Linked DNA regions of Homo sapiens: region 2 is linked to region 1. The links are chromatin loops, found by intact Hi-C in ENCODE. Cell type or tissue: HepG2. All regions are shown on one strand. Each heading gives the region's core, and the rest is flanking DNA. Links, peaks and the distances in the headings are about the cores only. Region 1 has its middle 33 kb from the start of FTH1. Region 2 overlaps LINC02733 (long intergenic non-protein coding RNA 2733).

Region 1 (17,080 bases), core at 3,780-11,779:
CGAGGCGGGCAGATCACGAGGTCAGGAGATCAAGACCATCCTGGCTAACATGGTGAAACCCCGTCTCTAGTAAAAATACAAAAACATTAGCCAGGCGTGGTGGTGGGCGCCTGTGGTCCCAGCTACTCGGGAGGCTGAGGCAGGAGAATGGTGTGAACCTGGGGGGTGGAGCTTGCAGTGAGCCGAGATCACACCACTGCACTCCAGCCTGGGTGACAGAGCGAGACTCCGACTCAAAAAAAAAAAAAAAATTTTTTTACCATTTTAACCAAAGTGTAGAATTCATTTTAAAGTGTAAAATTTATACATTCAAAATGTTGTGCAACCATCACCACCATCTCATTCCAGAACATTTTTATCTCCCCAAAAGGAAACTCCATACCCATTAAGCAGTGACTGCCATTGTCCCTTCTCTCCAGTTCCCCAGCAACCACTACTCTGCTGTCTCTATGGATTTGCCTATTCTGGACATTTCTTTTTTTTTTTTCTTTTTTTTTTGAGACAGAGTCTCGCACTGTCACCCCAGCTGGAGTGCAGTGGTGTGATCTCGGCTCACCGCAAGCTCTGCCTCCCGGGTTCACGCCATTCTCCTGCCTCAGCCTCCCAAGTAGCTGGGACTACAGGTGCCCACCACCACACCCAGCTAATTTTTTGTATTTTTAGTAGAGACGGGGTTTCACCGTGTTAGCCAGGATGGTCTCGATCTTCTGACCTCCTGATCCACCCGCTTCGGCCTCCCAAAGCACTCGGATTACAGGTGTGAGCCACTGCGCCCAGCCTGGACATTTCATATAAATGGAATCATATGATATGTGGGCTGTTGTGTCTGGCATCTTGCATAGTTTCCAAGATTCATCCATGTGGTAGCATCTATCAATACTTCATTATTTTATGGTTGAAGAAAACTCCATGAAATGAATAAATATAGCATATTTTGTTTACCCAATCACCAGTTGATGGGCATTTGGGTTGCTTCAAACCTTTGGGTATTACACATAATGCTACTATGAACATTCAAGTACCAGTTTCTGTTTTCACTTCTTTTGGGTATATACCTAAGAGTGAAATTGCTGGGTCATATGGTAATTCCACAGTTAAGTGTTCGAAGACTGCCAAAAAGTTTTCTACAATAGCTGTACCATTTTACCAGCAATGTATGAAGTTTCCAATTTCTCCACATCCTCACCAACACTTGTTATTTTCAGTGTTTTTAGTTATAGCCATCCTAGTGGGTAGGGAGTGGTATCTCATTGTGGTTTTTTTTTTTTTTTTTCAAGACGGGGTCTTGCTCTGTTGTCAGTCTGGAGTGGCACGATCTCGGCTCACTGCAACCTCTGCCTCCTGGATTCAAGTGATTCTCCTGCCTCAGCCTCCCGAGTAGCTGAGACTACAGGTGCGTGCCACAACGCCCAGCTAATTTTTGTATTTTTAGTAGAGACGGGGTTTCACCATGTTGGCCAGAATGGTCTGGATCTTTTGACCTTGTGACCTGCCCACCTCAGCCTCCCAATGTGCTGGGATTACAGGCATGAGCCGCCACATCCAGCCCTCATTGTGATTTTTATTTGCATTTCCCTAATGACTGATGATGTTGAGGACCATGTTTATTGACCATTTGCAGATCTTTTGCGGAGAAATGTACAATCAAGTCCTTTGCTCATTTGTTTGTTTGTTTTTTGAATTGTTGAGTTCTAACAGTTCTTTACGTATTCTGGATCCTAGACTCTTATCAGATATATGACTTGCAAATATTTTTCCCATTTTTGGGTTATTGCTTCACTTTCATGATAGTGGTCTTTGATGCACAAAAGTTTTAGATACCAATGAAGTCCACTTTTTCTTTTGTTACTTGCTTGTGCTTTTGGTGTCATATCTAAGAATCCATAGCCAAATCCAAGGTCATGAAGACTTAGCCCTATGTTTTCTTCTATGAGTTTGGTAGTTTTTAGCTCTTACATTTAGATATTTGATCCATTTTGAGTAAATTTTGTACATAGTATGAGGTAAGGGTCCAACTTCTTTCTTTTGAACATGGATATCCAGTTGTTCCAGCCTGTTCCAGCTCCATTTATTGAATGACTGTGGCCCCTCCAACTTTTTTTTTTTTTTTAGATGAAATCTCGCTCTGTCACCCAGGCTGGGGTGCAGTGGCGCATTCTCGGCTCACTGCAGACTCCACCTCTCGGGTTCAAATGATTCTCCTGCTCAGCCTCCCAAGTAGCTGGAATTACAGGCACCTGCCACCACACCGAATAATTTTTGTATTTTTAGTAGAGATGGGCTTTCACCATGTTGGCCAGGCTGGTCTCAAACTCCTGATCTCAGGTGATCCACCCTTCTCAGTCTCCCAAAGTGCTGGGATGACAGGCGTGAGTCACCGTGCCTGGCCTGTGGCACCCTTTTTGAAAGTTAATTGACCTTACGTGTATAGGTTTATTTCTAGACTCTAAGTTGTACCTCATTGATCTACACCATTAATTTCTAAGGCATTGGAGAAAGAGGCAAATGAACACAGGTCCAACTCTTTAGAGAAACAAATTTAATAAAGCAAAACACTCTTCTCCCTGGACTACATTGGCCTGGGCAGAATATTTGGGGTTCATGATAGATTTTCAGTCAAAATATCTTATCTAAATTTTTTTTTTTTTTGAGACTGGGTCTCATTCTGTTGCCCAAGCTGGAGGGCAGTGGCATGATTGCAGCTCACTGTAGACTCAGTCTCCCGGGATCAAGCGATCCCTTTACCTCAGCCTCCCAAGCAGCTGGGAGTATAGGCATAAGCACCACATTCAGCCTTATCTGAACTTTGAACATTGGTATGACCTTGGTTCCTTTTTCTTTGGAGACGAAGTCTCGCTCGTCGCCCAGGCTGGAGAGCAGTGGCACGATCTCGACTCACTGCAACCTCCATCTCCCGGGTTCAAGCAGTTCTCCTGCCTCAGCCTCCCAAGTAGCTGGGACTATGGGTGCGTGCCATCACAGCCGCCTAATTTTTTTTTTTTTTGAGACCCAGTCTTGCTTTGTTGCCCAGGTTGGAGTGCAGTGGTGAGATCTCTGCTCACTGCAAGCTCCGCCTCCCGGGTTCACACCATTCCTCTGCCTCAGCCTCCCAAGTAACTGGGACTATAGGCGCCCACCACCATGCCCAGCTAATTTTTTGTGTTTTTAATAGAGACGGGGCTTCACCATGTTAGCCAGGATGGTCTCGATCTCCTGACCTCGTGAACCACCCGCCTCGGCCTTCCGAAGGGCTGGCATTACAGGCGTGAGCCACTGTGCCCGGCCAATTTTTTGTATTTTTAGTAGAGACGGGGTTTCACCATATTGGCCAGGCTTGCCTTGAACTCCTGACCTCAGGTGATCCACCTGCCTCAGCCTCCCAAAGTGCTGGGATTACAGGCGTGAGCCACTGCATCAAGCCCCTTGGTTCCTATTTTATTCCCAGAAGAGAAACTCTTCTGGGGAGGTGGCCATCCACACGCTGAAAAATGGCTTCTCCTTTTTAATCTTAACCAACTGTCCAAGTCAGAGAAACACAAATTCACGCTGTAAAGTCTTGGCCTAGGAGTCACTTCCCCTGGGGAAGCTGGTAGCCCCCCATCTTGTCAGTGCCCTTCCTATCAACCCCTCAGTAAGCTCTCCTAAAAGAAAAAGGCTGTGAGTCCAATTATATGGTTTGTGGGAGAGAAAAACCCTTGGTCCCCTGGGTGGTAGCAAATGGAGGACACTTAAAGGCTGGCAGTTGGTGTCTGGGGAACAGTCTGGATCTCCTATACTCCACGACCTACAGATTGCAGGCAGCTGGTCAGGTGGAGTCAGGCAGTCAGTTCTCCCATCCCCCGTCCCAACCCCCGACATCATGGGACAGAAAAAGCTGGCACCCGTGGGTGGGAAGAATTTCAGAGAGAAAGAGGGAGATTGAGCAGAAGAGGGAGGCTGCTTGCAGCCCTGAATAACATCTTTCTTTGCATATTTTCTTCCTCCAGAACAGTTTGGAGGCACAGTCCAGCTGCTGCCTTGGCTTTTGATCAGAATGATTACCCACAGGCCCATCCTTTCTTAGCACTGTTAGAGAACAGAGAGATGGCACTGGCTTCCAAAGTGTCCCGCGGGTGTCTTTTCTGCCTTTTTCTATCCTTCCATCCATTCCTGTGGGTTCTCGGGCAGCTGCTCATTTGAAAGAGAGGAGAGAGACATTTTTTTGTTTGTTTGTTTTGAGACGGAGTCTCGCTCTGTTGCCAGGCTGGAGTGCAGTGGCACGATCTCGGCTCACTGTAACCTCCGCTTCCCAGGTTCAAGCGATTCTCCTGCCTCAACCTCCCGAGTGGCTGGGACTACAGGCACATGCTACCACCATGCCCAGCTAATTTTTGTATTTTTAGTAGAGATAGGGTTTCACCACGTTCGCCAGGCTGGTCTCGATCTCCTGGCCTTGTGATCTGCCTGCCTTGGCCTCCCAAAGTGCTGGGATTACAGGTGTGAGCCACTGCGCCCAGCTGAGAGACATTTTTTAAGAGCAAAATCCATGCATGGCCAGGCCTCGGAATCTTTCTAAGGCCTCCTAGACTCTCAGGGGACCCACCATGGCAGTGGCACTGACATGCAGCCCAGGGTTGTGGTCCAAGGAGGGCTTATGAGCTGACTCAGAGGAAGTAAGCTTGTTCTTGGCTGCAGGGCAAGACTAGCCATGGAGGTGGGCTCTGGCCAGCTGGTCTGATATTCTTGCTGGTCCTGACTTTCATTTCCTCTGGAAATCCCGCACACTTGACCACAGAGGCTTTTGCAATATGTGTGTATCCTAATTCCCCTGGGGTTTTTCTCTTTTTGTTTTCTGAGGAGTGGGTCCACTTCAGTAAAATTACACACAAAGTTGGAGCTTTCTGTTCCAGGAAGGCAAAGGTTACAATTCTAGCAAGCCTAACACCCAAAAACACAAAACGCTGAAACCAGGAGAATGAGTTAGAAAATATGTATCCATGGCCAGGCGCAGTGGCACACGCCTGTAATCCCAGCACTTTGGGAGGCCAAGGCGGGTGGATCACGAGGTCAGGAGTTCAAGACCAGCCTGGCCAAGATGGTGAAACCCCGTCTCTACTAAAAATACAAAAAAATTATCCAGGCGTGGTGGCGCATGCCTGTAATCCCAGCTACTCCAGAGGCTGAGGCAGAGAATTGCTTAAACCTGGAGGGGCAGAGGTTGCAGTGAGCCGAGATCGTGCCACTGCACTCCAGCCTGGGCGACAGAGCGAGACTCCGTCTAAAAAAAAAAAAAAAAGAAAATTTGTACCCTGGCAGGTCACGGTGGCTCACACCTGTAATCCCAGCACTTTGGGAGGCTGAGGAGGGTGGATCACCTGAGGTCAGGAGTTCGAGACCAGCCTGGCCAACATGGTGAAACCCCGTCTCTACTAAAAATACAAAAATTAGCTGGGCGTGGTGGCAGGCACCTGTAATCACAGCTACGCAGGAGGCTGAGGCAGGAGAATAGCTTGAACCCGGAAGGTGGAGGTTGCAGTGAGCCGAAATTGCTCCACTGCACTCCAGCCTGGGCGACAAGAGCAAGACTCCATCCAAAAAAAAAAAAAAGAAGGCGAGGCGCAGTGGCTCGCGCCTGTAATCCCAGCACTTTGGGAGGCCGAGGCAGGTGGATCACCTGAGGTCAGGAGTTCGAGACCACCCTGGCCAACATGGTGAAACCCCATCTCTACTAAAAATACAAAAAATTAGCTGGGTAGGGTGGCAGGCACATGTAATCCCAGCTACTTGGGAGGCTGAGGCAAGAGAATTGCTTGATCCCGGGAAGCAGAGGTTGCAGTGAGCCAAGATCGCGCCACTGCACTCCAGCCTGTATGACAAGAGCGAGACTATCTCAAACAAAACAAAACAAAACAAAAAAAACAGAAACCTAGCTCCTTCAGCCTGTTCCCACCTGTGTCACTTACTTTTAAAGTTCTGCAAGCCATGTGGGCCCACCCACTTTTTCCAGCCTGGGGTTCCCTGGGTTCTAGCCCCATGCAGACAGAGAACTTCCGACGGACTTGTTCACAGGGGCTGGGAGTCTTCCGGTTTAAGTAAAGGATGGTGGCAGAGGTGCATCTTCTGCCCCAGAAACATCTCGGCTGAAGGAGACTCCATCTGCCTGGCCCAGCGTAGGGAGAATATCAGCCCATTGTTGGTGAAGGTGTTTCCAGGGACAGGGACAGTGGGCTGCCTCTTTCTCCAGCGATCTCCCCTCAGGGGCATATGTGAAGAGGAAAGCTGAAGAAAGAAAAGGCCAACTCGTCCTCTTGGCTCAACTTGTCTCTCCAAGTCATCTTCTTCCTCACTCCATCCAAACCCAAGTACCATCCACCCATCCAATAGATAATGACTGAACATCCCCAGGTGCCAGACACCCTTCTAGGTACTGGGATACGGCAGTGATGATGACAGTAAGGCCCAATGACTCTCAGAAAGTTCACACTATAGTCAGTGGAGGCTGGAAAGGGTCAGTATATTCCACGGAAATAGTGTTAACTACAAGAAAGCAAAACCAGTAATGGCATAGAGAGGGACTGAGTCTTGGGGAGATGAACTCCTTTGCGGAGGGGTCAGGGAAGGCTGCTAGGAGCTGACTCTCCAGCTGAGCCCTCCATTCTGAGAAGAGGCCAGCCCAGGAGAGATTAAGGGAAGAGCATCCGGGCAGAGAGAACAGCGAATATGGAAGTCCTGAGGGGCATCGAAAATGCCGGAATCTGGAGGTCCAGGGAGCACTCTGGAAAATCTCTTGGATTGTTATCCCTCTCATCTGGTTACTCGCGGGGATGCTCATGGAAGCAGGAAATCTTTCCTGTCTGCATAAAGTGTATACACATTTACATGGAGCGTTGGCCAAGCATGGTGGCTCACGCCTGTAATCTCAACACTTTGGGAGGCTGAGGCGGGTGGATCCCTTGAGGTCAGGAGTTCAAGACCAGCCTGGCCAATATGGTGAAACCCTGTCTCTACCAAAACTACAGAAATTAGCCGGGAGTGGTGGTGCATGCCTATTTTCCCAGCTACTTGGGAGGTTGAAGCAGGAGAATCGCTTGAACCCAGGAGGCAGAGGTTGCAGTGAGCTGAGATCGTGCCACTGCACTCCAGCCTGAGCAACAGAGCGAGACCCTGTCTCAAAAAATAAATGAACACATGGAGCGTCATTTTGACTAAGCAGAGCCGTCGATGGCAAGCTACACTGTCAGCAGGGACCCTTAGCTTTCACGAGGAGAGAACACAGCCTTCTGTTTTCTCTTCAGTGCCTCATGGAGTCAGACATTCCCATCACTCGCTGTACAGACTGCCTGACTCCCATGCGCCAAGGATGAGGGTGATGAAATTTCTTCTCTGGGTGAAAATGCTTCTGCTGACTTCTCTTCGTACACACAAATCTACTGAATACTTACAAACACAGTCTTTTTTGGCAAGATAGGCTCCAAACTCCTCTTCCAGCAGAGGGAACAAAGGTTTTGCTCTCTTCTTCCAGCAGATGTGGAGCCAGAGAAGGTACAGATTAACCTTGCAGTGGGCTCCCTGCCAAGGCTCCGTGCAGCCCCAAAGCCAGGCCCTTGAACTGCGGACTAAGAGGCCTGCTCCCACACTGCTAGGCCACCCACTGAGCTCAGGACAGCTTCTTTTACTTAATTGACCAGAAAGACGCTGAGGGGTCTCAGGGGTAGGCAAGACGAGCTTAGGAACTTCGAGCCCTCACCCCTCTATTCACCCCTCTCATTGTTTCCTCCAGCTGACCCTCCTGAGTTAACCCCCCACACCAGGACTGGGAGATCCAATCGACAGGTGTGGTTTTCTCTAGGAAAATAATCATGATAATGACATGCAGGGGGAGGAAAAATCACTCAACCCCCTCCCAGATCCCAGGGTGAGGGTGTTCCTGATTTCGTCACTTCCTGGGGCTTCTTGACGGTTTCTCCTTAGGGTCTTTCTAAAGGCCCTGGGGCAGCACTTTGCCACCAGCCACCGTAAGCAACACAAAGCGCGCCCAAGTCTACCTCGGGCGGGGCCTGTCTTTTCTCTGCACCGGGCGCCACTTCGGCAGGCAGGAGAGCAAGGCTGGGGAGGGGACCAGGACGGAGAGGAGGTAGGAAGCATGCCACGTGGCACAAAGGCCCAAGAAGCAGACACTGGATCCGAAGACGATGAGCAGAGTGGGAGCAGGCTGCGTCATAGCGGGGGCACTCAGAGGCTGTGGATGTTACTCCCCAGGACAGGTAGCAATGGGTTAAGGAACAGGCAGAAAGAAGGGTCCCATTCTGCTATGGACCAGCAGAGGAAGGGGCCACATCATGGTGAGTCCCCCAACCCCACCTGGACTGAGCCTCTGGTTCTCCTGGCCCAGGTGGGCGGTCCGGGAGAGCTGGTGAACATCGCCAGCCTGGTCCTGCATGTAGAGGAGTCCTGGGCTGGGGGCAGCCTGGACTTGGTCAAACCACCCAGGTAATTCTTCCTTCTGTACACAGCCGAGGGTCAGGACATGCTCCCCTAAAAACCCCGGCTTCCCATGAAAGTCTCAACAGAGGCAGAGTGGGGGCAGCTCCAGCTGCTGAGAATTCCCAGACATCATGATTTCTAAAGCCACTTTTACTCTTTAACCATGTTTGACTCTGTGACACTTGGGCTTCAAGGCCACCTCAGAGAGATAAGGAGGTATAAGGTCAGAGCTGCTAAGCAATAAACTGTGGTTTAGCAGTGGGGGCAGGGGTTGCAAAATCTAGGCAAACGATCAATGATGTTATTGTCGGGACACTCAACAGGTTACAGGGTCTTCATATCCGTCCATCCTCACAGGGACGCCAGGAGGTGAGCAGAGCAGGAATGACCTCAAGCAGATGCACATCCAGAGAGGAGGTGGGCTTCACTGCCTATGGCCCTACCCTACTCTGGGCCTTTAGGGTCTGCCTTTATTTTATTCTATTTTTTAATTTTTATTATTTATTATTTTATTTATTTATTTATTTATTTGAGACAGAGTCTTGCCCCATCACCCAGGCTGGAGTGCAGTAGTGCGATCTCGGCTCACTGCAACCTCTGCCTCCCGGGTTCAAGTCATTCTCCTGCCTCAGCCTCCCAAGTAGCGGGGACCACAGGTGCCTGCCACCACGCCTGGCTAATTTTTTTTTTTTTTTTGAGACGGACTCTTGCTCTGTGGCTCAGACTGGAGTGCAATGGTGTGATCTCAGCTCACTGCAACGTCCGCATCCCGGGCTCAAGTGATTCTCCTGCCTCAGCTTCCTGAGTAGCTGGGATTACAGGTGCCTGCCACCATGCCCAGCTAATTTTTGTATTTTTAATAGAGATGGGGTTTCACCATGTGGGCCAGGCTGGTCCTTGTAATCCACCTGCCTCGGCCTCCCAAAGTGCTGGGATTACAGACGTGAGCCACTGCACCCAGCCTATTTTTTAATTTTTTTAGAGACAGGGTCTTACTCTGTCACCCAGGCTGGAGTGCAGTGGTATGATTATGGCAACTTCGAACTCCCCAGCTCCAGCAATCCTCCCACTTCAGCCTCCTGAGTAGCTGACACTACAGGTGCACACCACTGGGCCCAGCTAGTTTTTTTGTTTGTTTGTTTTAGTAGACAAGACCTCTCCCTATGTTGCCCACGCTGGTCTCAGAACTCCTGGGCTCCAGCGATCCTCCCGCCTTGGCTTCCCAAAATGTTGGGCTTACAGACATGAGCCACTGCATCCAGCTATTTATTTTATTTTTTAAATGACACATAATTGTACATATCAGTGGGGTACATAGTGATATTTCAATATATACAATTTCTAGTGATCAGATCAGGGTAATTAGCATATCCATCTTCTCCAACATTTATCCATTGTTAGAAACAAAATGCTTGTTCCTTGGTGCCGCAAGGAGAAATCAGCATTCAGACAAAAAGTTTTCACAGCAAGGCAATTTTACTTACTGCAGAAAAGGTGCTGCTTGTCAGCAATCTTGCCACGAGACCACACTGAACAAAGAAAGACAGGAATATTTATCCCCTATGCACTGGGTCCTTACTGCTGTGTCCTATCTCCATTGGTTGGAGCTGGACCTCACAGTCTAAGTTAAACCCAGCTGGCTAACAATTTAAGACTTTCCTAAATAGGTAAAGGTAATGGAGAACAAAAGGAAAAGAGGCTTGCGAAAGGACTTAGAGAAGTAACAACATTTCCAAATAAGGAAGGGGCAAAGGCTGTGAGCTGGGACATGCCTGAGCATGCCCAGAACAAATATCTTGGTTAAAGTACAAGGACATAGAATATACTTATTCCCTTATATCTAACAGCTACGTAGGATAGGGCTTAACAAAGAGTTATTAGCAAAAAGCAAGAAGGCTTTGGAGGAAGTTAGTCTTTAAAATAAACTATTATTTCTAACATTTATTATTTATTCTTTAACAAGAAGGGAAACTTTGAAGAGGAATTTTACTTTCCACATCCATTTTTCATTTCTTTTCTTTTCTTTTTTTTTTTTCTTTTTTTTTTCTGAGACAGGGTCTCACTCTGTCACCCAGGCTGGAGTGCAGTGGTGCCATCTCAGCTCACTGCAACCTCTGCCTCCTGGTTTCAAGTGATTCTCTTGACTCAGCCTCCTGGATAGCTGGGATTACAGGCATGAGCCACTGTGCCTGGCCCACTATGTCTTAAAAGTGCTGGAGGGAAGTGGGAGCCGCGACCCTTCCAAAGGACACCTTTCATACCTTTCATACCGTGCTGCAGGCAGACAATTTATTGAAAAGCAATCTGCCCCAAAACAACCCACCAAAAATCAATTTGACAAATTCACCCTAGAGCCCCTAGGCTGGAAATGACGTCTCTCTGTCTCCACTTCAAGCCTGTCTCCCAGAAAGTATTTTTTTGTTTCTTTATAACATGACAGCTCAGCATGTCATTAAAGATTTTTCCTCGTCATTCTATTCCCCTGGCCTTCTTCTCCTCCTAGAATTTGTATTTCTAGCCAGCAGAGTTGAGACATGGGACCAATGATTTACTTAAGCAGATGTAATCGCCGGGCATGGTGGCTCACACCTGTAATCCCAGGACTTTGGAAGGCCGAGGCAGGTGGATTGCTTGAGCTCCGGAAGTTTGAGACCAACCTGGGCAACATGGCAAAACCGTGTCTCTACAAAACAAACAAACAAACAAACAAAAAAAAAACCAAAAAAGACAAAAAATCAAAAATTAGCTTGGTACGGTGGTATGTGCCTGTAGTCCCAGCTACTTGGGGGGCTGAGACAGGAGGATCACTTGAGCCTGGGAAGCAGAGGTTGCAGTGAGCCAAGATCGTGCCACTGCACTCCAGCCTGGGTGACAAAGTGAGTCCCTGTCTCAAAAGAAAAGAACACATGTGTTGAACATTGCTCAGAAAACAAGGCCATGCCTCTTTTTATGATTTTTTTTTTTTTTTGAGACGGAGTCTCGCTCTGTCGCCCAGGCTGGAGTGCAGTGGCGCGATCTTGGCTCACAGCAAGCTCCACCTCCCAGGTTCACACCATTCTCCTGCCTCAGCCTCCCGAGTAGCTGGGACTACAGGTGCCCACCACCATACCCGGTTAATTTTTTTGTATTTTTAGTAGAGACGGGGTTTCACCATATTAGCCAGCATGGTCTTGATCTCCTGACCTCGTGATCCGCCCACCTCGGCCTCCCAAAGTGCTGGGATTACAGGTGTGAGCCACTGTGCCCAGCCTTTTTATGGTATTTTTATCTTGTAGACCCACGGAGCTTCTGCTCTCATCTCCCTAAACAAGGGGCAGGAACAGAGTGCTGACTCTCTCCCCCACAGCACAGAGCATTGTGCTTGCTATGGAGTGAATTAAATATTAAGTGAATATTTATATTAATATAAATATTATATCATCTTAATATATCATCTTAATATTAAGACGAGTGGATGGGTAGGTAGCTGCATAGATGATGGTTCTGTCTTGCTTATGAAGATTAGTCATCCCTCAAGGGCCATCATTAGCCAGGATTTGATTCCCTGCAGGCCCCAGCACTGGTTCTAAATGTAGAATGTTTGGTCCTATCCATCCTTTCCCCAGGGACAGAATAGGGGTCTCCTCCTGCCAGAGGCCCCTCCAATGCCCACTCTTCTTCTCTGAAGGTCATTCTCCAGAAATGCCTCTCTATCTGCAAAGTGTGGCTTAGTAGGGATTGGCAGATCTCCCTCTCAAGACCATTTGCCTCCAAAGCTTGATCTCTGAGCCTGGAACAAAGGGCTTTGTTGTCAGGTGAAAGCCTTCCGCAGCCCTAGAGCCAGCCCCACAGCGCCTCCCGCTACAGATGCTCTGCCTGACACCCTACTATCCTGGAGAAGCTGGGAGGACATTGGCAGGGAGGGATGAATAAAATGAAGCGATCCTTCTGAAGAACACAGCATAAAATCCAGAAATTGCTCCCATGGCCTATGGAAAGCTGATGTCTGATACAGACAGCATCCCAAGTCATGGGAAAGAATGGGTGACTTTGGTAGGGCACAATGGCTTATGCCTGTAATCCCAGCACTTTGGGAGGCTGAGGCGGGTGGATCACCTGAGGTCAGGAGTTCGAGACCAGCCTGGCCAACATGGTGAAACCCCACCTCTACTAAAAATACAAAAATTAGCTGGGCCTGGTGGCATGCACCTGTAATCCCAGCTACTCGGGAGGCTGAGGCAGGAGAATCCCTTGAATCTGAGAGGTGGAGGTTGCAGTGAGCCGAGATTGTGCCATTACACTCCAGCCTGGGCGACAGAGCAAGACTCCGTCTCAAAAAAAAACAGAAAGATGGGCTGGGCGCGGTGGCTCAAGCCTGTAATCCCAGCATTTTGGGAGGCCGAGGTGGGCAGATCACGAGGTCAGGAGTTTGAGACCAGCCTGGCCAATATGGTGAAACCCTGTCTCTACTAAAAACACAAAAAATAGCCGGGCATGGTGGCAGGCGCCTGTAATCCCAGCTACTCGGGAGGCTGAGGCAGGAGAATTGCTTGAACCCGGGAGGCAGAGGTTGTATTGAGCCAGAGATTGTGCCATTGCACTCCAACCTGAGTGACAGAGTGAGACTCTGACTCAAAACAATAAATAAATAAATAAATAAATAAATAAATAAATAAATAAAAAAAACAGAAAGAATGGGTGACTTCATAGCTGGTGTCAGGATAGCAGGAGAGCCTTGTGGACTCAGAACCAGCTGGAAGCACTCCTCATGCTGTGGACCACAGTGCATTCCAAAGGGGTTGGAGATTTATTTATTTATTTATTTATTTAGCGACGAAGTCTCACTCTGTCACCCAGGTTGGAGTGCTGTGGTGCAATCTGGGCTCACTGCAACCTCTGCATCCCAGGTTCAAGCAATTCTCCTACCTTAGCCTCCCGAGTAGCTGGGATTACAGGTGCCTGCCATCACACTCGGCTAATTTTTGTATTTTTAGTAGAGACAGGGTTTCACCATGTTGGCCAGGCTGGTCTTGAACTCCTGACCTCAAGTGATCTGCCCGCCTTGGCCTCCCAAAGTGCTGGGATTACAGGTGTGAGCCACTGTGCCCGGCGGGGTTGGAGATTTAAATGTAAAGATGAAACCATACAAGTCTAACAGAAAACATGGACCAATTCTCTTATAATTTGGGAGTGAGGAAAAATTTCCTAATTCTGACTCAACACCTAGAAACAATAAGGGGAAAAGATGAACAAGTCTCAAGGAATTAAAGTTCTGTATGGAAAAAAAATTAAATGAAAATTTTAAACATATGCGAAATTAAAAAGACAAATGATAGACTGGTTTAACAAAAAACAACAACCTTACAACCTACATCACGGACAAAGGGCCAATATTCTTAGTATATGAAGAGCTCCTAATATAGATTAAAAAGGCCAACAACCTGAAAGAAAAATGCCCTAAAAATACAAACAGTTTACAGAAAAAGAAAGGCAAATATTTCAAAACTATACGGAAAGACACTCAACCTTGCTTACAGTAAAAGAAACACAAATTGCCCCAAGTAACTATTTCTTGTTGATCAGATTGGCCAAAATCCAAAAGCTTAATACTCTATACTCTCTTTTCCAAACTGTGAGAAAACCAACATTCTCACATATTCCTGGTGGGAATGCAAAATGGTACGGTCACTGTAGAAGAGAATTTGGTAATAGCTAGCAAAATTATGAGCGCATTTGCCCTTTGATCCTGCAATCCCACATCTAGGAATCTATACTAACGATACACTGCAAACAATACAAAAAGACACAGAGATATGCTGTTTATTGCAGCTCTGTTTGTAAAAACCAAAGCATGGGAAAAAGCCAAAAATCCATCAATAAGGACTTTGAGAAATAAACAATAGCACATCTACACAATGGGGTACTTTGCAGCCACAAAAAGAACAAGGAAGATCTCTACAAACTAATATAGTGTGATCCTAAGGACATCTTAGGATCTGTTTCTCTAAGAAGGAAAGATATAAACAAAAATACGTAAATACAGGGCCGGACACGGTGGCTCACACCTGTAATCCCTGCACTTTGGGAGGCTGAGACAGGGAGATCATGAGGTCAGGAGATCGAGACCAGTCTAGCTAACACGGTGAAACCCATCTCTACTAAAAATATAAAAAATTAGCCAGGCGTGGTGGCACGCAGTCTGTAGTCCCAGCTCCTCGGGAGGCTGAGGCAGGAAAATCGCTTGAACCCGGGAGGCAGAGGTTGCAGTGAGCTGAGATCACGCCACCGCACTCCAGCCTGGCGACAGAGCGAGACTCTGTCTTAAAAAAATAAAAGTAAATACTTTCTTATAATTAAATACCAAACATTGATAGTTTAACAGAAAGAAAGAATACAGTGGGGGGAGAATAGACACAAGATCCACTTATTTATTTATTTATTTATTTATTTTTGAGACAGGGTCTTGCTCTGTCACCCATGCAGTAGCATCGTAATAGCTCACTGCAGCCTTAAAATCCTGGGCTTAAGCGGTCCTTCCACCTCAGCCTCCCATGTAGCTAGGACAACAGGCATGCACCACCACATTTAGCTTTTTTTAATACAAAATTTTTAATTGTTGTACAGATGGGGTCTTGCTACATTGCCCAGGCTGGTCTTGAACTCCTGAGCTCAAGTGATCCTCCCCACTTCAGCCTCCCAAAGTGCTGGGACTACAGGCATGAGCCACCATTCCCAGCCTAGATCCTTTTAAATATATCTTATTTTACACATTTGACTTTGACCATGCACATATTTTACATAATTATAAAACTAAATTAAACTTTTAAAAGCAATTCTAAAAATTGAAAGCAAAATGAAGTAAATGCTCCTAACTGTGTAATGGGTTGAATGGGTTGGTAGCAAAAACACAGAGAGGAGCTCTTCCAAAGGAGCTTTAAAGTACATTCATTTGACTGTATATTCCTCGTGGGATTTACTATACGAAGAAAACTACAAGATCAAAATATTAAGCTGTTTTCAATAATAATTGTTTAGTGGTAGTATAGGGATTATTACTTTAACACTGCTGTGTATGTCGTGGAGAAAAATATAAATAAATAATTCTGTAATTATACTTAATTCTGTAATTGTACTTGAGAACAGATATTTGGGGCATTAGAAGAAAGACAATTCGGATGTAAAATCTTTAAGATGAGGCCGGGTGCGGTGGCTCACTCCTGTAATCCCAGCACTTTGGGAGGCCGAGGCAGGCGGATCACGAGGTCAGGAGATTGAGATCATCCTGGCTAAAATGGTGAAACCCCGTCTCTACTAAAAATACAAAAAATTAGGTGGGCGTGGTGGCAGGCGCCTGTAGTCCCAGCTACTCGGGAGGCTGAGACAGAAGAACGGCGTGAATCCGGGAGGCGGAGCTTGCAGTGAGCCAAGATCACGCCACTGCACTCCAGCCTGGGCGACAGAGCGAGACTCCTTCCCCCCCCAAAAAAAAAAAAAAATCTTTAAGATGAAGCAAAAACCCTAGACTTCTGAATTCGAAATGAAAGTCTCAGAATGAACTCATTTTTCTTCTTAAAAAAATTTTTTTAAACGGTCCTGTGTCCTCTGAAAAGGTCTAGCATTATTGAACACAGAAACAATGAGTGCTTCTGGTACCCAGATGGTGACTTATAAATGCTATTAAGATTGGTGCAAAAGTAATTACTTTGGCAAACTGCAATTACTTTGACACTAACCTAATATTTCCACCAAAGGAACCAGGACTCCTTGGAGAAATGGCTGATTGCAAGCCTGGGGAGTAGAAGTAAATGTACAAAGTGAGCTTAAGCCTGGAACAGGTCATCATACCAGAAAGCAAAGAACTAATCAAAGATCTCTATTATAGAGGCCATGTCAAAAGGACTCACGGTCAAGGTGAATAGGCTGCTACTGGACCCAAATTGAGATAATTTGAAAATCAATACAGACAATAATTATAGTTAATTGAATTATAGTTAATCAAATACTTTTAAATCCAGGAGTTCATAATTTTTTAAGTTTACTGGATACTAGAAAACTAACTTATATGTGGGGGAAAGAAGTGGGGAAATCAAGGATTTCTTCAGCCATTTTTGTTGTTGTTGTTGTTGTTTGTTTTTGTTTTTTTGAGATGGAGTCTTGCTCATTCTCCCAAGCTGGAGTGCAATGGTGCAATCTCAGCTCACTGCAACCTCCAAGACATTCTCCTACCTCAGCCTACCAAGTAGCTGAGATTACAGGCGTGCACCACCACACCCGGCTAATTTTTGTATTTTTAGTGGAGATGGGGTTTTGCCATGCTGGCCAGGCTGGTCTCAAACTCCTGACCTCAGGTGATCTGCCCGCCTCGGCCTCCCAAAGTGCTGGGATTACAAGCGTAAGCCACCATGCCTGGCCTCTTCATCCTTTTTAAAAGAACTATTCTTCAGGCTAGCCAAATAGTTCATAAAGGGAAGATTCTCTCTACAGAAATATTTCACATAGTAAGGGAAGATGGAATGATAGGTTTGAATATCACCATTTTGCAAATCCTAATAAATAAAGACAGCAACAACTGCTAACAAGCAGAAAGACAGACACGTACCTCCTGATGGAAGAACAAAACACCACCTGTAAGGTAACT
Region 2 (15,444 bases), core at 3,946-11,945, 52 kb before region 1:
TTTTCAGGATGAGCGTAGACACAGACTGACTTTTCTGCAGCAGAACGGCGGAGGCCAAGTGGCTAAGTGGACGCCACCATAGGGGGAGGCCAGTGGGAGGCCTCTCTAGTTTCCATTTCTCGCCTCTTTTTTTAAAATGCATTTTCCCTCTTCTCTTTCCAAATGCAGAAAGGAGTAAATGTGAAGCAAGCAGTGCAGATAAAGAGAGAAAAATAGCAAAGAGAGATAGGAAGGTGGCGCTCGTGGGATAAAAATGTAAAGCTTACCTGCTCATCAGGTAAAAAGTGCATACATGAAATTTTGGAGAGAAGTTTTATCCAACTCATGCAAGGAAGATCTGTTCAGCAAGCAAATTGGGGCTGCTAAGGCCTTCTAGAGAGTTAATAAGACCAGGTGCAGTGGCTCACACCTGTAATCCCAGCACTTTGGGAGGTCAAGGCAGGCGGATCACCTGAGGTCAGGAGTTCAAGACCAGCCTGGCAAACATACGAAAACCCCCCTCTCTACTGAAAATACAAAAATTAGCCAGGCGTGGTGTCTTATGCCTGTAATCCCAGCACTTTGGGAGGCCAAGGCAGGAGGATCGCTTGAGCCCAGGAGTTCAAGGTTACAGTGAGCTATGATTGCCCCACTGCTCTCCAGCCTGAGCAACAGAGAGACCCTGTCTCAAAAAAAAAAAAAAAAAAAAAGGAGCCGAGTGTGGTGGTGCATGCCTGTAATCCCAGGTACTTGGGAGACTGAGGCACAAGAATCACTTGAACCCGGGAGGCGAAGGTTGCAGTGAGCCAAGATTGCACCACTGCACTCCAGCCTTGGAGACACAGTGAGACTCCATCTCAAATAAAGAGAGATGGCTGGGCGCGGTGGCTCACACCTGTAATCTCAGCACTTTGGGAGGCTGAGGTGGGCGGATCACCTGAGGTTGGGAGTTTACGACCAGGCTGACCAACATGGAGAAACCCCGTCTCTACTAAAAATACAAAATTAGCCAGGCGTGGTGGCGCACACCTGTAATCCCAGCTACTTGGGAGGCTGAGGCAGGAGGAATTGCTTGAACACGGGAGGCGGAGGTTGTGGTGAGTGGAGATCGTGTCATTGCACTCCAGCCTGGGCAACAATAGTGAAACTCTGTCTCAAAAAAAAAAAAAAGTTAAGACTGAGGTTGGACCCCTTCTTTAGGGATAGATTTCCTTAAACTCCAGCTATGGGGATGGTAAGTAGCCACTGAAGATGAAGGACTTGAAAAAGAAAGGTTTCCACCTGTCCCAGAAGGTATAATCTCAGAAGTAAAAAGGAAATATGTACACTTGGAGACACACACACACACACACACACACATACACTCAGTCACTTTGCTTTAGAATAACTCTGTCCAGGCCTTGACTTAGGTTAGGTTCTAAACGGGTCAGAATTGTGACAAAGGCAGGATGGGAGAGCAGAAAGAGAGGTGGCCTTTGTGTGGCAGCACTGGGACTAGACCCAAGGGATATTTTTCTCTTCTTTTCAAGATGGCGTTTCGCTCTTGTTGCACAGGCTAGAGTGCAATGGCACAATCTCGGCTTACTGCAACCTCTGCCTCCCAGGTTCAAGCAATTCTCCTGCCTCAGCCTCCTGAGTAGCTGGGATTGCAGGCACCCACCACCATACCTGGTTAATTTTTGTATTTTTAGTAGAGACTGGGTTTCACCACGTTGGCCAGGCTGGTCTCGATCTCCTGACCTCAAGCGATCCACCCACCTTGGCCTCCCAAAGTGCTGGGATTACAGGCGTGAGCCACAACGCCCGGCCCTTTCTTTTCTTTTTTTAAAAGACACAGTCTTGTTCTGTCACCCAGGCTGGATTGCAGTGGTGCCATCATGGCTCACTGCAGCCTCAACCTCCTGGGCTCAAGCAATCCTCCTGACTCGGTATCCCGAGTAGCTGGGACTACAGGCACGCACCACCACACTCGGCTAATTTTTAAATTTTTTTTGTAGAGACGGGGTCTTGCCATGTTGCCCAGGCTGGTCTCAAATTCATGAGCTCAAGCAATCCTCCCACCTTGGCCTCTCGAAGTGCTGGGATTACAGGCAAGGACCACTATGCCCAGCTCTGCCCCCAGGGTACATTTTAAAGAACTGTTTTATTGTCAAATAAAAGCCACAGTACAGGTCGGGCACGGTGGCTCACGCCTGTAATTCTAGCACTTTGGGAGGCTGAGGGGGGCGGATCACTTGAGGTCAGGAGTTCAAGACCAGTTTGGCCAACATGGTGAAACCCCATCTCTACTAAAAATACGAAAAAAAAAAAAATTAGGAGTAGTGGTGCACACCTGTAGTCCCAGTTACTTGGGAGGCTGAGGCACGAAAATCGCTTGAATCCAGGAGGCGGAGGTTGCAGTAGGCTGAGATAGCGCCACTGCACTCCAGCCTGGGTGACAGAGACTCTGTCTCAAAGACAGGAAAACAAACCACAAGTACTACACACATACACAAATAATATACACTTAAAAAAAAAAGAAACCACACAGGTAAAACCCACACTGAACAAATATATGGCCTTAATACATTATTATAAGGTGAATACTTTTGTAACCACTACCCAGGTCTAAAAATAGAACTTTCCAATTTCCAACCAAAAACCTTCCCCACCAACACCAGTCCTGTCCTGACATTTTTTTTTTTTTTTTTTGGAAACGGAGTCTCGCTCTTTCACAAGGCTCGAGTGCAGTGGTGCGATCTTGGCTCACTGCAACCTCTGACACCCTGGTTCAGGTGATTATCCTGCCTCAGCCTCCCGAGTAGCTGGGATTACAGGCACGTGCCACCACGCACAGCTAATTTGTGTATTTTTAGTAGACACGGGGTTTCACCATGTTGGCCAGGATGGTCTCGAACTCCTGACCTCGTGATCTGCCTGCCTCAGCCTCCCAAAGTGCTGGGATTACAGGCCTGAGCCACCGCGCCTGGCTCCCTGTCCTGACTTTTATGAGAATCACAAACTTGAGTTTTTGATAGTCTGGCCACACAGGTGTACATCACTAAACTCTGTAGTCTTGCTCATTGTTTAACTGGAGATGACTGTTTGGCCTCTTTAATTTCTGGAGGATCTGTTCCTTCCCTACAGTTTCTCTAGGGCAGAGCCCAATAACAGATTCTCCAGAAACTGTTGACCTGCAGTTTCCCACAATCTGGATTTGGCCGGTCGCACCCTCGCGGTTCGGTTCAACACAGGCTTCACTTTCTGATTTCCCACCAATTGGCAGCTGGGTCAGAGCCTGGATGAGACCCAGGTCCAAGTGGGGGAGGCAAACAGTGATAGCAGCCACTCTGAGTGGGCTCAAGGACCAAGCTCAGCAGGGCGGGGGGATGAGAGAAAGACAGGGCAGAGGTGGGAGAGCAGATGCCTCGAGGCCGGATCAGACCCAGCAGCGGCTGCATCTCAGAGTTGGGATAGTGAAATGCACCTCTCTGTGCCGGCCCCATGTGTCCTGACAGAGGCTCAGGGACTGAAGCAGGCCCAGTGCAGGTGGAGCAATGGCAGCGAGACTCTGGAGCACGTGTCGCCCACACCGTGCTAAGACAAATGCTTTACATGCATTATCTCATATAATCCTTATTAAATTCCTCTTATCCCCACTTTACAGAGGAGGAAACTGAAGTATATGGAGTTTCAGCAACTTGACCATGGCCTCACTGAGATAAAGAATAAAACAGGGCCGGGTGCAGTGGCTCACACCTGTAATCCCAGTACTTTGGAAGGCCGAGGCGGGTGGATCACTTGAGGTCAGGAGTTGGGGACCAGCCTGGACAACATGGTGACCCCCGTCTCTACTAAAAATACAAAAATTAGCTGGACATGGTGGTGCGTAACTGTAGTCACAGCTACTTGGGAGGCTGAGACACGAGAATCACTTGAATCTGGGAGGCAGAGGTTGCAGTGAGCCGAGGTCACACCACTGCACTCCAGCCTGGGTGACAGAGTAAGAGTCCGTCTCAAAAACAACAGTGAAAACAATGTACTGCAAAGACAGATGGGGAATTTAAGCAAAGCCAGGACTGGTAGCCAGTGGCCACTGCCAGGTGTCCACGCTTGAGCCTTCTCTGCAGCCAGCTGGGAAGTACCACTCCAGAGGGCCAGGCTCCTGGAGGATGACTACATGCCTTCTGGGCAGTGGATTTGGGATGATACAATCCCTGACTTCATGAAACTTACAAGCAGGGGGCACTCCATGGGGTCTCAGATCTACATATGAGGTCCCAGATCAAAATGTAGCCTCAGGGCTACAGTTCAGTGACCTCTCACTACTGCTACATTTATTTTTCCCCTCCACTAAATTTATATGGGCTTGTTTCCTTAAGAAAGAGGAGAGTTTTTTTTTGAGGTATTTTAATAAAATGATCAAATACATGGGTTCAGATGGCCCCTCCATGATTACTGGTTGTATGGTATAAAATACCTCCGTCAACCTCTATGAGCCTTGGTTTCTTCATCTCTAAAATTAGAAATGATAGGCCCTACTCTCAGGGGAACGGTGAGGATTAAATAAAGCACTAAGGACAGCACCCTGCAAGCAGTCAATGTCAGCAAAACTTCAGTAAGCAGGTCAATAGCTTCTTTCCTTAGGGAGTATTCATGAGAAGGTCATTTTCCCTTGACCTTCTTAGTCTGTTCAGACTACCATAACAAAACACCATAGACTGGGTGGCTTGTAAACAATACAAATTTATTTCTGGCAGGGCATGGTGGCTCACACCTATAATCCCAGCAGTTTGAGAGGCCGAGATTGGAGGATGGCTTGAGCCCAGGACCTTGAGCCTCAAGACCAGCCTGGGCAACACAGGGAGACCCTGACTCTACAAAAATTTTTTTTTAAAAAAATTAACCAGACATGGTGGCACACAATTGTAGTCCCACCTACTTGGGAGGCTGAGGTGAAAGGACTGCTTGAACCTGAAAGGTTGAGGCTGCTGTGAGCTATGATCGCACCACTGCACTCAAGCCTGGGTGACAGAATAAGACCCCATCTCATATATATATATATATATATTTTTTTTTTTTTCTTTCTTTTTTTCACAGTTTTGGAGGCTGGGAAGTCCAAGATCAAGGTGCCTGCAGATTTGGTATCTGGGGAGGGCCTGCTTTCTGGTTCACAGACGGCATCTTCTAGAGTGAGGGGTCTCTTTAGGGCCTCGAAGGACACTTATCCCATGCATGAGAGCACATTAAGTCTGCTCTCATGACTTAATCACTTCCCAATGGCCCTGCCTCCTGATACCATCACCTTGGGGGTTAGGTGGGGAGACACAAACATTTAGACCATAGCACCTTCCCTTTCCTTCATATTAAGATACAAAGTCCATTTGCTAGACATTAACACCAGAGGAACTGCACCTTATACATGGATTAGCAAGGACTGAGAGATGATTACAGGACCCCTGCAACCATCCTGACCTGTTGGGAGCCAAAAAGACCAAAGGGATCATGACCAACTCAGCATTCCACTGGAGGCTATATGATCAAACAGCAAACTGTTTATCATGAATGCAGGATGTGAGCGAACTCACGACTGTGCCTGCCTCCAGGAGGCTTGCTGAGGGTCATCACTCCCTGGCGCTGGGCTCCTTGAAGTTATCTGCTGGGAAATCTAGCACCTATTGTTCCAAGGATGCAGTCTTGCAAGCCTGCTGTGAATCAAACTGCCGGCGGACAACCACTCCCCCTCCTTCTTGTTATCTCTTTTACCAATAAATATGGAGGGCTGTGTAAAGCTGGGGCCCCTTGTCCACTAGAGGCAAAGTGCCCCTGACCCATTCTTCCAAATATACTCTTTTGTCTTTATCTTTTACTCCTGCATTTGCCCCCTTTGTTTGATCCACCAGGGATCATGGCTGTCTACAAGTGGCACCCCAAACAGCAACACAATCAGGCGCACAACAAGTGGCGTCTGAACACAGGACTTCAAGGATGTGAGCGAAGAAGGTCTGCTGGAGCAGAGGAACTGAAATTGACAAGGCAAACACGGACCCCGGAACGAGTCTGCCAGCAGCAGATATAAGGTCAGTGCCCTAAAGAGGTACTGATCAGTGTCCTAAAGAGGTATTGGAAGCAGTGCTTTAAAGAAGTCCTGGACGGGAAGTTTTTGCAATCAGGGTAACATGGGGCAGAATTTGCCTATTGAAGAATAACATTATCTGCAGTTTCTCAAAGTTCTGTTGAGACAGTTTGGGGCTCAGGTTAGTTCTCAGACACTAACTAAGCTGCTGCAGGAGGTTATTTTGCATAACCTATGGTTTTCACAGGCAGGCACTCTTGATGTGGAAAACTGGGACAGAACAGCAGAAGGATTAAAATGGGCTCATCAAAAAGGTCTTAAAGTTGATTCTTCTGTTTTCTCCACTTGGAGTTTAGTTCGTACTATGCTTCTGCCATTATCTCCTTATTATTCTGCAGGACAGCAGGCTGAATCTAAAAATCTGAAAGAATCTGTTGTCCCACCCACAGCTCCAATTGAAAATAAGAAACAGGAGAGGGAGGATAAAAATTGGCCTATACCACCTCCTCCAGTTGCAGAAATGTCTGTACTGCCTCCTTCAGTGGCAGAAATAGAGACCCCAATACAAAGAATTTTATGCTCTGCTGCCATGGCTGGAGAGCCCTTAGGACCTTATGCTTTTCCTATTTCCATAAGGCCTGATCCAAATAATCCACAGCAGGTTATTCATGAACACACTCCACTAGAGTTTAAGTTGTTGAAGGAATTAAAAGCGAGTGTAGTAAATAATGGCATATGGAGCCCATTCACTTTAGGATTGCTAGAATCTGTGTTCAGTGCTATGTGTCTTTTACCCTTTGATGTGAAACACTTGGTGTGAACTTGCTTGTCCACTAGTGCATATCTGACATGGAATTTAAATTGGCAAGAAATGTGTGCAGAGCAGGCTAGACAGAATCGTGTTGCTGGACATGGAGATATTTATAAAGGATATGCTGTTATGTAATGGCCCTTATTCAGACCTGGAACGACAAATGACACTCCCAGAGGCTGCTTATCAGCAGTGTGCACAGGTTGCTAAATGCACCTGGGCCACAATTCCTGAAGAGGGAGTCCCAGCACAATCCTTCTTACATATCATGCAAGGGTCACAGGAGCCCTATGCGCAATTTCTTGCAAGATTACAAGAGGCAGTGAAGTGTCATATTCCTCACACTGCGGCTGCAGAAATGCTAACCTTAACTCTAGCTTTTGAGAATGCAAACGCGGATTGTAAACGTGCACTGGCACCAGTGAGGTGTACAAAAAACTTGGGAAATTTTCTCTGAGCTTGTCAGGATGTAGGAACTGAGCTTCATCCATCTGCAATGTTAGTGCAAGCAATGGCTAATTCAGCAGTTGACAAATCTAAAAGGAGCCAAGGGTCAAACTCTAAAATGGGAAAATGTTATAATTATGGAAAAACTGGACATTTTAAAAAGGAATGCCACCAGATCTCAGGACAGAAAGGACCTTACAATGCAGTGCCCCACTCAGCGGAAAAAAATGCCAGGACTTTGTCCTCGCTGTAACAAAGAAAATCACTGGGCTAATCAGTGCCACTCAAAATTTCATCAAAATAGCACCCCCGTCGGGAAACGAGACAGGGGCCTGGACCCAGGCCCCTCAAACAATGAGGGCATTCCCAGTCCAGACCTCAACCCCATTTCAGGGATGGGTTCCCAGAGGCACATTGATTCCCTCACCCCAGGAACACCAGGAAGTGCAGGATTAGACCTACCTGCCAGAGAAAGAATAACAGTAGTTGGTGGAGACAAACCTATCAAAGTTCCCACTGGTATTTGGCGACCTTTACCAACAGGATACACAGGATTAATTTTAGGCAAAAGCCATCTTAACTTACAGGGCATCACTGTAGTCCCGGGAGTGATTGACTCTGATTATGAAGGATAAATTCAAGTAGTTTTAATGTCGCAAGATCTTTGGGTTTTTGAACTGGGAGAATATATTGCTCAGCTATTGCTTATTCCCTGCAAATTACACCCTTCTCCACAAAAGGAGATGCAAGGAAACAAAGGGTTCGGGAGCACAACTGCATGGGAAATCTATCTATCCCAACCCATAGCCTCTAGTAGACCCACCTGTGTAATACAAGTTAAAGGAAAGAAATTTTATGGGCTTATGGATATAGGAGCTGATGTGTCAGTAGTATCTAAAGACAATTGGCCCCCATCCTGGCCCTTGCAATTAACTTCTATGTCCCTATTGGGAGTAGGAACAGCTCAAAGTGTTCAACAAATGCTGAGATTTTACCTTGTCTTGGTCCAGATGGACAGTCATGTACTTTTCAGCCTTATGTTGCAAATATAGCTGTCAATTTATGGGGTTGAGACTTACTTACAGCATGGGATATGAGGCTTATAAATGAAAACTTTGATAACCAGAATTTAAAATGTTGAAGGTCATGAGATATCAGAGTAGAAAAGGTTTAGGGAAATTTCTACAAGGAAACCCTAACCTGATATCAGTAACTGGAAAAACAGATAGAAAAGCATTAGGACGTCAGGATTTCTGATGGGGGTCATTGATATTTCTCCTCCGCCCCCTGCCTTATCATTAGAATGGCTTAGTGACAAACCTGTGTGGGTGGATCAATGGCCCCTAACACAGGAGAAGCTAGGTCAACTTCACCTGTTGGTAAAAGAGCAATTGAATGCAGGACATATAGAAACGTCAGTTAGCCCCTGGAATTCACCGGAATTTGTTATTCCAAAAAAGTCTGGAAACAATAATGACCTCTGGGGTTTCAGCTCAATGCTCAGAACTAATTGCAGTCATTCAGGTTTTACAGCTCACAGCTTCAGATCCTATCAACGTTGTCTGTGATTCAGCTTATGTTGTAAATGTAGCCAGTCACGTATAACAATTATATATTTTTATATATATATATATATATATATATATACACACACACACACACACACACACACACAATCACATATAGCAGCCTTTGGTAAGCTTAGCTATGTTCATGCAATTATAAACACTTATTCTCATATGCTGCATGCTACATGCCAAACAGGTGAGACAGCTGGTCATGTACAGTGACATTGTCTGTCATCATTTGCTCATATGGGGATACCTAAACAATTAAAAACTGACAATGGACCTGCTAATACTAGTCACACTTTTAAAAATTTCTTACAGCTTTGGGCTATAACCTATAAAACAGGAATTCCTTATGACCCTAAAGGACAAGGCATTATAGAGCAGGCACATCAAACATTACAATGCATATTGAAAAGACAAAAAAGGGATATAGGAGGCCAACTACCACCTCAATCAAAACTACATTTAGCCTTATTTACCTTAAATTTTTTGACTCCTGGTATGAATGGTAAGACTCCAGAAGAAAGACATTGGCAATTGTTAGATGAAAAGAGGAAAGTTTATCTGAAAGTGTTATAGAAATCCCCGGAAGAAGGACAATGGAAAGGTCTGGTGTATTTACTAATATGGGGACGAGGGTATGCTTGTGTTTTTACAGGAGATGGATAAGCCGTGTGGGTGCCCTCAAGGTGTGTGCGACCATGGAACGGGAGACTTGAGGAGCCCAGGGTGGCCAACCATGGGCCCGGTCCCTCCGGTACGAGCCGTGAGCCAGCTGAGCCTGAGTGCAAAGACAGAGAGAAGTCCGACCAGAGCCCAATGACATCAACCCCCATAAGCTGGGGACAACTCAAGAAAACCATGCAGGAAGCTGAGAAACTACTGTAGCATCAGGGACAGGCCAGAACCCCTGATTCCATGTTCTTGGCCATGTTAGCCATAATGTCCAATGTGATATGTTTTCCCTGTGCAGAGGCAAAAACATATTGGGCATATGTTCCCAATCCCCCAGTAGTATGACCTATTCTTTGGAGTGACACTCCTCCTGAGCTTTATCATGATCAGGGAGAGTGGGCTCCAGGACTCCTGACTCCCCCTGACATAGAACAGTTAGACTCTCAGAATAATGTCATTAATTATACTGCTCCACTGGAAGGACTTCCTTTGTGTATCACCACAAAGACATCGCTCAGCCATAGCTGTCTTAAATTCAAGCTCAAACATGGTTGAGTCACTATGAAAAAGTCATGCACCTGTTAAGTCTTGGTTCTATTAACGTAACTGGTGTGCTAACCAACCATTCCTGGCCCAATCACCCTAATTGTGCTGATTATACGGAATGGGTTCCATTCAGTATTTCCTACCCCCATCTATGGACCCAGTGTCTTGGTCCACTGGCTAGAAAACAATCTATGTTAACTGGAGACATTGTGGATTGGGGACCTAAAGATCAATTAGATGGAAAAGATGAAAATCAGAAATCATGGCACAAACTTCGCTGGCATTGGTGGCAAGCTTTTAATGCTTCTTCTTTATACAATACTGGGATCCAATCCCAGTCTGCTACCCAGATTGCTTGGCACGGAGCAAGCTTTAGCCCGCCTCTTCCTCAGTGGCATTATCTAGGGAGGAAAGGACCAATTAAAGAGATGATGTGGAAGGCAGCACTCCCATTTACGAATCGCAGCATCTGGATTAGGATACTATCCAATAATAGCAATAGTAAGCAATGCAGTCTAATGTTACATTTGTAAAGATATCACCACTCAATTTACAGTTTGTGTGTTTAATCCTTATGTCTTTTTGGCAGCTAAGAAGGACCAGTTCCAGGTAAACAATACCGAATTAACCTGTAAATCTTGCCAGTTATATAACTGCATTCATCATAGCACATGGCAAACACATAATCTCTCTACTTTGATGATTTTAGGTTGCATCCCTGGGTGATGGATTCCTGTTAATCTGTCTGAGCCTTGGGCTGCCACACCTGCCTGGCATTTTGTGAAACTTCTTCTAACTCAGCTTACTCATTGTGTCTGTAGAGCCTTAGGCATGATAATTTTTGCTATCGTTTCCTTGGTCACACTAATAACTTTTGTCGTGATGTCTTCTGTAGCTTTGCATAATTCTATTCAAACAGCTCAGTACGTGGAGAACTGGACGCACACAGCCAAACAAGTGTGGCTACTTCAGAATAAAATTAACACTGAGTTATAAGCTTAAGTGGCAATGTTAAAATCCATGGTTCTATGGTTAGGAGAACAAGTACAAAACTTGCAGTTGCAACAGCAATTGCGTTATCATTTTAATAACACTCATATTTGTGTAAACAACTTAGAATATAACCAAAGTGAGTATCCGTGGGACCTTGCGAAAGCCCATTTGCAGGGAGCGTTCACATCCAACATCACCTTTGATATTGGTGAATTACAAAACAAAATTCTTGATTTAAATAGGCAAACTCAAGAATTTCAGCCTTCTTTAGAAGACTGGACTGAATTCCAGCAAGGCCTGGAGAGCCTCAACCCTTGGACCTATCTAAGGCACCACATTACCATCTTATATGCAGTTCTTGGAATAATGTGGTTTTGTCTCTGTCTTCTGTTCATAGTCTGTAAAATTGGATGGACCGCCAATTGGAAAATGAGAGCTGCCCAGCCTGGCCTTACATTCTTTCAATTAATACATAAACAGAAAAGGGGAGATGTTGGGTGCTGAAAAGGCCAAAGGGATTGTGACCAACTCAGCATTCCACTGGAGGCTATGTGATCAAACAGCAAACTGTTTATCATGAATGCAGGATGTGAGCAAACTCACGACTGCGCCTGCCGCCAGGAGGCTTGCTGAGGGTCATCATTCCGTGGCACCGGGCTCCTTAAAGTTATCTACTGGTAAATCTAGCACCTATTGTTCAAAGGATGCAGTCTTGCAAGCTTGCTGTGAATCAAACTGCCGGCTGACAACCATCCCCCCTTCTTGTTATCTCTTTTACCAATAAATACGGAGGGCTGTGTAAAGCTTGGGGCCCTTGTCCACTAGAGGCAAGATGCCCCCTGACCCATTCTTCCAAATATACTCTTATGTCCTTGTCTTTTATTCCCATGTTAGCCCCCTTTGTTCAGTCCAACAGGGATCGTGGCAGGCTACACTGTCCTGTGAGGCTGTGAACAGGATGGGAGAGGGGAAGAAGATATGAGCTTGGAGGTGGAGGTCAAAGGACTGAGCACTCTGGTATCACTGGCTTTGAAAGTCTGAGAATTGCCAGGCATGGTGACTCATGCCTGTAATCCCAGCACTTTGGGAGGCCGAGGCAGGTGGATCACCCGAGGTCAGGAGTTTGAGACCAGCGTGACCAACATGGTGAAACCCTGTCTCCACTAAAAAATACAAAATTAGCCAGGCATGGTGGTGCATGCCTGTAAACTCAGCTACTTGGGAGGCTGAGGCAGGAGAATTGCTTGAACCTGGGAGGAAGTGAGCCAAGATCACGACATTGCACTCCAGCCTGGGCGACAAGAGCAAGAAAAGAAAAAGTCTGAGAATCTTTGGCACCTCTTTAATTTCTCTCTCTCTTTCTCCCTTCCATACCTCCTTCCTTCCTTGCTTCATTCATTTATTTATTTCTGTTTTAGAACCAGGGAAGCCCTTGGATACCATTTGAGAAAACACTAGGAAAGACCACTGGGCCAGATCTAGGTGTTGTCCCGGTTCCAACACTAACTGGGAAGTGATCTGGTGGGGCTGGAAGACATGCGGAAGAAAAGTCAGGGCCATGCATGGGCCATGGAGTCCAGCAGAGCAGGGATCAACCCCTGGTTCCAGGACTTGTAACTCTCTGGATCTGTTTCCCTATCTCTATAAAGGGGGTGCTATTCATCTCATAGGGTCCTTGTAAGGCTTCCATGAGGAAAGCTCTTTATGCTGCTCCTGATACACAGTAAGTATTTTGTACTCTTACTATTATTATTAAGAATTACTTTGGCCTGGTGCAGTGGCTCACACCTGTAATCCCAGCATGTTGGGAGGCCGAGGTGGGCGGGTCAGGAGGTCAGCAGTTCAAGACCAGCCTGGCCAAGATGGTGAAGTCCCACCTTTACTAAAAAAAAATACAAAAATTAGCTGGGCATGATGGTGGGTGCCTGTAACCCCAGCTACTCGGGAGCCTGATGCAGGAGAATCGTTTGAACCCGGGAGGCAGAGGTTGCAGTGAGCCAAGATCGTGCCATTGCACTCTAGCCCGGGCAACAGGGTGAGACTCCATTACCCCCGACCCCCACAAAAAAAAAAAAAAGAATTGCTTTGGCCAGATCAGGTCACCTCTGTGAACTTCTTTGTCATCCAAAGAATCTGGTTCTTGATGCATAATTTAAAATACATACCTTTAAACATTTATCCTAATAAGCTAAAATACATGCCTTTAAACATTTATCCTAATTTCCTGTGTCTGCTTTCCTTCTTCCTCCAAGACTTCTCCTCTTTTCTATTTGCTTTGCTTTTTGAACATGTTTCAGACAAATAAGTCAGTGGAGATGAGGTCGTTAATTTACTGGAGCCAGACATGTCTCAGCCTTCCCCTAGGAAGAGGGAGGGAAGGGAAGGTGCTTAGTTCATACCAAGAAAGCATTGGATGAAGTCCTCTTAAAACATGCCCTGCTTCCCCTGGGGCTGTTTTGAGATTCATATATGATGACAAAATTCTTCAAATCCCTTTGACAGTGAAAGCCTGGGCCCAGGGCTAGTGGTGTTTTTGTGTTTTGTGTATTTCAAAACAGAAGTGGAAGAAATAGCTCATTCTAACACCCTGTTGGAGGTGTTGCTGGGACTAGAACCTGGGCCCTGAGCCCCAGCCTGGGGTAAAGTATGTCTGGCTACATGCCTAACTGCATCACATGTCTTAAAACTCCTTCACTTAAAGGCAGTTTAAACTATTGTCTGGAAACAGGAGACCCTGCCACCATCCACGTCAGCATGGAGGGAAACACATCTGCTAATCCAAGGGTGGCTGGTCGGGCTCGTTGGAGGCTGGGGGCCAAAGTGGGCAAGGGAGATGGTGAAAGTCTGGATTCTGCAAGTAACAGAGCAGAGGGGACCAGCTTGAGATATTGTATTCCTTTATCTTTTGTTACATGTAATTTTCTGTTTTGGAAACATTCAGACTCATACACAAGGAGAGAGAATTGTATAATGAACCTCCATGCCCCAAGCACCCATTGTCTTCAGTTATTAACATTTAGTATTTGGGAAGTTGTAAGAGGTGAGATTGAGAAAGTTCGGTGATGGATGAGATAGTGGGGAGCAGGGAAGGAGGACAGGGAAGGGAGCATGAAAGAGAAAGAATAATCTGAGGTGGCCCTGCTCTGTGGCTTGGATCCGGTAAAAAGGAAGCAGCCCAGCCGGTCTGGAGAATGGCGATGAGCTGGGTGAGCAGAGGCTCTCTGGAGTGTGGGAGCTGTGCTGTTGGCACCCTCCACCCTTCCATTCTTTACACTGATATTTACTAATTGAATAAGCAAATAACTCTGGGTAGTGGGACCTCCAAGGGTTCTCAGAGCCTCCTGCGGCACTGGCCAGGCCTGAGGACTAAGCTAGGGGAGCTGGCTGCTCATCCAAAGTCCCCTTTTGGTTGGCTTTGCCCTTTGAGGATCTCTGAAAATAAAAAATAACCACCTAGCCCTTTTCCCAAAAAATGAGAAATTTAGCTTATGTACAGGAGGATACAAGTGAGTGTTCTGGAAAGAGACCTGGGCAAAGTAACATTGAGGGTGCCGGGTCAGCCTTGTGGGGTGCTCCCTGGCCTCTGCCCTGGGGACCCCTTTGCTGGGCACAGGAGTAAAGCACCACTTTCCAGTCACCCACATTATCTCCCCACTGTGCATTTCTAGGACTATGTTCGGGGTGCACAGTGTAGGAAATGGGAGGTGTTCCAGCAAGCCGGGGACTCTGAGGCAGGTTATGTTGACCCAGCTAAGGAGGGACTGGGATGAGGAGCCAGCCTTTTCTGCCCATTCTGGACAAGGAACTGCCTGTCTTAGTGGTGCATGGTGACACTACTGTTCTCCTCGGATACAGGGAGTTTCTTGCTTCTCTTGTACTATTTGTAACCAGGGATGTTACAATCCTGGTTGGCTGATCTTAATAATTCCAAAGCAGGCCAGGTGCGGTGGTTCATGCCTGTAACCCCAGCACTTTGGGAGGCCAAGGCGGGTGGATCACCTGACGTCAGGAATTCAAGACCAGCCTGGCCAACATGGTGAAACCCCATCTCTACTAAAAACACAAAAAATTAACCAGGCATTGTGGCAGACGCCTGTAATCTCAGCAACTCGGGAGGCTGAGGCAGAGAATTGCTTCAACCTGGGAGGCAAAGGTTGCAGTGAGCCAGGATCACACCCCTGCACTCCAGCCTGGGTGACAAGAGTAAGACTCCGTGCCAAAAAAAAAAAAAAAAAGTAATTCCAAAGCAGCTCTTCCTTATCTTCCTTATCGCTATCTAGTGCAATTATAGACAACACCAAAGGTGCTCTTTGAACCTGTTTTTTTTGTTGTTGTTGTTGTTTGATATGGAGTCTTGCCTGTCACCC

The links. Hi-C counts contacts between places; a loop is a spot of excess contacts. Peaks named below come from ENCODE experiments on the same cell type or tissue, not always from the same donor. Only the 100,000 strongest peaks of a DNase experiment are listed, where the experiment ranks them.
Region 2: it touches region 1 in a loop (2.1-fold over the local background); 8 of 110 quality-filtered maps call a loop at or near these places.

The regions. Positions count from the first base shown.
Region 1 is chr11:61,992,335-62,009,414 of GRCh38, reverse strand. No RefSeq gene overlaps it. Among named protein-coding and RNA genes, the nearest start is that of FTH1, 33 kb to the right of the region's middle. RefSeq lists an enhancer at 7,926-8,678. In HepG2, for the core only: no CTCF peak of the experiment used is centred there; DNase peaks (open chromatin) are centred at 7,454, 8,704 and 10,154.
Region 2 is chr11:62,046,346-62,061,789 of GRCh38, reverse strand. It overlaps LINC02733 (long intergenic non-protein coding RNA 2733), which reads left to right. Exons shown (of 3, transcript NR_183616.1): 2 at 5,862-6,038; 3 at 9,522-11,934. Among named protein-coding and RNA genes, the nearest start is that of LINC02733, 28 kb to the left of the region's middle. In HepG2, for the core only: a CTCF peak has its summit at 7,076; a DNase peak (open chromatin) is centred at 7,099.